Linked DNA regions of Homo sapiens: region 1 is linked to region 2. Evidence: read pairs that join two places in POLR2A ChIA-PET (ENCODE). Cell type or tissue: OCI-LY7. All regions are shown on one strand.

Region 1 (2,500 bases), 52 kb before region 2:
TTTTTAAGAAAATCTAGAAGAGTTTAGGTATAGAGATATGCCTTAGTATACTTCACAGCTCTTAACAAGAATGCAGGCCAGGCGTGGTGGCACACGCCTGTAATCCCAGCACTTTGGGAGGCAGAGGTGGGTGGATCACCTGAGGTGAGGAATTTGAGGCCAGCCTGGCCAACATGGTGAAACCTCATCTCTACTAAAAATACAAAACTTAGCCAGGCATGGTGGCAGGCGCCTGTAATCACAGCTACTCGGGAGACTGAGGCAGAAGAATCACTTGAACCTGGGAGGCAGAGGCTGGAGTGAGCCGAGATCGCACCACTGCACTCCAGCCTGGGTGACAGAGCAAGGCTCCATCTCAAAAAAAAAAAAAAAAGAATGCAGAGAGCTGTATGCACTGAGATAAAAAGATGACCTCAATTTATCATGCTGGAAAAACAAAATGCAAAAGATGATTTGCATGCACACACACAGCATGGCCCACACCGCAGGGGAGGGAATTTATACTGAGATCTCTGCTACGCATCCATAATAACTAAACCAGGATATAATGAAGAGATGTAATAAAATGCCAGCACTTAGAGTAAGACGACTCCCAGGCCCTCTCCAAAGGGCAGCTCCATCACCCATTCAAGGCCATGACCTGGCCCTTGAGCTGGAGAAGCCTCAATTCACTCTGGTTCTTTGCGTCCACGAGGTGGAACAATCCCTGCCACCAAAACTTCATGAGGAGAAGGAATGGCTTCCTAGGTCCCGAATGATCTCATCCCATCCAAAGCTCCCATGCCCCTGCTATGAGGCATGGTTGCCAGACAGTTTATCAGGCATAAATGTGGGATGCAGAGGAGAAAACAACGTGTATGTCACCACTGCGCTGTGTGAAAAATGTAATTTGATGAGATGGGGATGTCCTTAGTACTTGGTAATTTCTAAGGGTAAAAAAAAAAAAAAACCTGTAGTTTCTTTTTCTCTTTCTTTTTTTGCTCTCACGCAAACCCAACACCCCCCAATCCAGACCATCCTAAGCTACCAGACCAAAATTGGGTTAGTTGGGCGAAGAGCAGGCAGCATTGCTCTGTGTACCTCGCTGCATACTGGAGCCCCAAGTCCTTCAGAACCAACTGCCGCCCCAACGGCAAGTGCAGCGAGCGAAGATCCTGCACCACAGCGACAGACAGAGAACAATAATGGAACTCACTGTGGGTTTTTTTCTCTCCAACAACAGGCCCCTTGATAGCAGGGTCACAAGGGGTGCATGTAAGCAACGACAGCAAAGGCAGAAACCAAGCTCCCTCCTGCCCACCAGGGCCCTTGCCTCCCGGCCCCCACTGTCTCAACACCCTGGTTGTCAGGCACCGGCTCTTCTGCACCCCCTCGGGAAGCTGTCCCTTGTCCGTATTTTGGGTCAGGAACCACTGCTATGTGCTTGTGGCTGCTGCTAACTGGCACTATTTTGGGGTAGCAATTACTACAACTCCAATGGTAACTTTTTTTTTTTTTTTTTTTGAGACAGTTTTGGTCTTGTCACATAGGCTGGAGTGCAGTGGCGCCATCTTGGCTCACGGCGACCTCCACTGCCAGTTTCAAGCGATTCTCCTGCCTCAGCCTCCCGAGTAGCTGGGATTACAGGCGCCGGCCACCAACCCCCGGCTAATTTTTGTATTTTTTTGTAGAGACGGGGTTTCACCATGTTGGCCAGGCTAGTCTCGAACTCCTGTCCTTATGATCCACCTGCCTCGGCCTCCCAACGTGCTGGGATTACGGGCGTGAGCTACCGCACCCGGCCAACAGTAACTCTTTGTTTACTGTGTTTCCCCCCTGGACTGGGCTGTCTGTCTCAGTAAACGAGACACCTAGCACTGTGACCACATAGCTGTAGACACACGAATCGTTTTCCACAAATGTGAACCTCCTGGTTCTCCCACGGAGTGTTAGGCAGACCCGATGGGGGCCCCTGACTCACCAGACAGGTTGATCTCGGTTAAGGAGTCTCGGGTGGTGGTGCCAACAGCAGTGAGCAGGTTGATAGACTGGTCGGTGACGTGGTTACAGTAACTGAGGTGGAGCTTGGAGAGCAGGGGCATGTGGCGGATGATGAGCCGCAGGGAGGCATCTGTGATGTCCAGGCCTGCCAGGCGCAGCTCCACGATGTTCCGGAGCTTGCTCCGATTGTCCATCTGACCTGGTGGGGCAGGAAGGAGGGGGCAACCCGTCAATCTGACCGAGGAGGCCTGGTCATGCTGACATGACACTCTAAAAGGCCCACCAGCCAGACAGAACACTCAGATTTCATTTAGTTATAAACTGCTTCCTCCCAAAATCATAATTCCAACAGTGAAAAATCAGACTCCACATCAAAACTTAGATTTTCAGATTCTCTTGAAAAACTAAAAGACCTAGAAACACTATGCCCACATTCCACCCAGTAGTCATCAGCCAACCAGTGCAGAGGCTGCGCAGCATCTCCGATCCCCATGGCTTGGCGAGAAGCACGGACCTAGGC
Region 2 (2,500 bases):
CAGCACACGGCCTTCCTGGGAAATTACAGGACCCTGAGTAGGTGGCAATACACGACAGCCATTATTGCCAGCCTCCTCCGCCTCAACTGCACAGCATCAGCTTCATGACTGCGGGCCGACAGGACTGAGAGCGGGGCAGGGACCCGCCGGAAGCACTCGGGGCCTCTCTCACTGAATCACGTGCCTCTCCTTCAGGGAAAGGCTGTGTGTCACTCCGGAGGGACCCCAGACGGAGCAGGCCTCTGGGATGGAACGGACCAACTTCGGAGGAAAGGGGAGAGAGACAAAGCAGAAGCAAAGGTCACAAGGCATCGAGGGTGTGTTGCTTCCTCCTGTGGCTCCTGTGTGGCCCCAAAATGTCCCCGTAAGGAAGCTGATCCAACAGCTACTGATGAGGACTGTCTCCATGCCCCCATCAGGGTGCTTGTCCTCCACACTCCAGCCTCTCTGCTCCCATACTCCAGAAAAATTGCCAATAATTGAAATTCAAGTGGCAGCCTGGTTTGGCCACTAGAGATAATGGATGAAGAAGCTGGCAGGGTCCACAGGCTGGCTTGCTAGCCAGAGGCAGTCATGGCTGGGTCCTCCGTCCTTCCTCAGTTTCTTCCTCTGGGAATAAACCAGCAAGCCAGCCAGTAGCCATGTCTGGCAGCTGAGCCAGGGGTCAGCTCACTAATAAGGCCGAGGTCAGAGGCTGGGCCTCAAATAAGCTCCGTTCCTTCACCCAGCCTGTAAGGTCACAGACAGGCCCCCACCATCCTGCCCGTTGGTCATAAAAGGAAGCAGCCAGAGTGTAGACAGATCAAAACAAATCCTACACCACTCGTGGAAACAGCCAGTCGGGTGGATGGTGATAGATGGTGGCTCAGTAGCATCTTGGATATGAAGGACACCGCATCAGAAATGACCTCACAGCACCTAATCAGTTCCAGAAAAGGGCTTTGTTCTCCTGGAGGCAAGGTGGGAGATCAAAGCATTTCTTGCTAATCATCACTTAGCATTAATTACTTGTTAGGTAACCCGACCCAGATCAAATACCACTCCCTACCTCGCATCCTGAGGGCCTCAGTGAGCACCCTTGATCTTTCACCCCAACCTGCATCCAATGGGAGGAAGCTGCAACCTGGGAACCCAGAGACCCCGGGCAGCCCAGGCAGTCAGTCGTTTAGTTACTTCTTCCTTTCCTGTTAACTTTTTAACCCCACCAGCCAGGAAATGCATAAACATAGCAGGGGCCTCCCTCCCCACTCTCCCCGCCACATATCACTGGTTCCTCACTGTGCAATGACAGAAACCTGCACATCTGGGGTCCAACGCCTTTCTTCTCCTAAGGAAGTGGCCCGAGAGGCACTGCTGCACCTCTCCGAGCTCTGTGCTTCCTCAACTGCACTGGGGCGATAACACCCTCCATCTCCCAGCCTCATGGGAAGGGTAAAGTCAAATAGACAAACTGCATCTGGAAGCTGCTGTGTATACTGGGGAGTGCCCAGGAGTTTCAGCTGAGCTGGTGGTCATTTATTTTCAGGGCTCGGTGGTGGACCTGGGGTATTCATTCTTCTTCTGCTTCACACCATTTTGTGGCTCTGAAGTTATTTACTTCCTTATTTTTAAAATATTTATTTATGACCGGGCATGGTGGCTCACGCCTTTAATTCCAGCACTTTGGGAGGCCGAGGTGGGCACATCACCTAAGGTCAGGAGTTCAAGATCAGCCTGGCCAACATGGTGAAACCCCGTCTCTACTAAAAATACAAAAAATTTGCCGGGCGTGGTGGTACGCGCCTGTAATCCCAGCTATTCGGGAGGCTGAGGCAAGAGCATCACTTGAACCCAGGAAGCGGAGGTGGCAGTGAGCCGAGATTGCACCACTGCACTCCAGCCTGGTGACAAGAGCAAGATTCCATCTCAAAAAAAAAAAAAAAAAAAGTACACCTGAAGAAGATAATCAAAGAATTATGCAGAAGAGCACTGCTCAATAGAAATAACAGAAGGTAAGTCAGGCACTGTGGCTCACGCCTGTAATCACAACACTTTGGGAGACCGAGGCAGGCGGCTTGCTTGAGCTCAGGAGTTCAGCCTTGGCAACATGGCAAAACCTCATCTCTACCAAAACTACAAAAAACTAGCCAGGCGTGATGGCATGTGCCTGTGGTCCCAGCTACTCGGGAGGCTAAGATGGGAGGATCGCTTGATCCAGGGAGGCAGAGGTTGCAGTGACCTATGATTGCACCACTGCACTCCAGCCTGGGCAACAGAGTTAAGACTCTGTGTAAATAAATAAATAAAAGAAATAGAAGGTGAGCCACATAGGTACTTTTGAGTTTTTTTGTTGCCACATTTGAAAAGGTAAAAAGAAACAATGAAATTCATCGGAATAATCCATTTTGTTTCAACAATATATCAAAAATATAGTCATTTCAACTACAGTTGCCAGATTTAGCAAATAAAACTATAGTGCATCCCCAGGCTGAAGTGCAGTGGCGCCATCTCAGCTCACTGC

The links. ChIA-PET counts read pairs that join two places held together with the same protein. Peaks named below come from ENCODE experiments on the same cell type or tissue, not always from the same donor. Only the 100,000 strongest peaks of a DNase experiment are listed, where the experiment ranks them.
Region 1: POLR2A ChIA-PET joins it to region 2 with 6 read pairs; 5 of 35 experiments call an interaction of 5 or more read pairs at or near these places.

What each region holds. Positions count from the first base shown.
Region 1 is chr12:121,437,897-121,440,396 of GRCh38, forward strand. It overlaps KDM2B (lysine demethylase 2B), which reads right to left. Exons shown (of 23, transcript NM_032590.5): 22 at 1,961-2,179. Among named protein-coding and RNA genes, the nearest start is that of MIR7107, 5.2 kb to the right of the region's middle. In OCI-LY7, no CTCF peak of the experiment used is centred here; no DNase peak of the experiment used is centred here.
Region 2 is chr12:121,489,887-121,492,386 of GRCh38, forward strand. All of the region lies in intron 12 of KDM2B (lysine demethylase 2B), which reads right to left. Among named protein-coding and RNA genes, the nearest start is that of MIR7107, 47 kb to the left of the region's middle. RefSeq lists an enhancer at 516-1,229. In OCI-LY7, no CTCF peak of the experiment used is centred here; a DNase peak (open chromatin) is centred at 1,295; H3K4me3 peaks cover 1,224 bases; H3K27ac peaks cover 2,255 bases.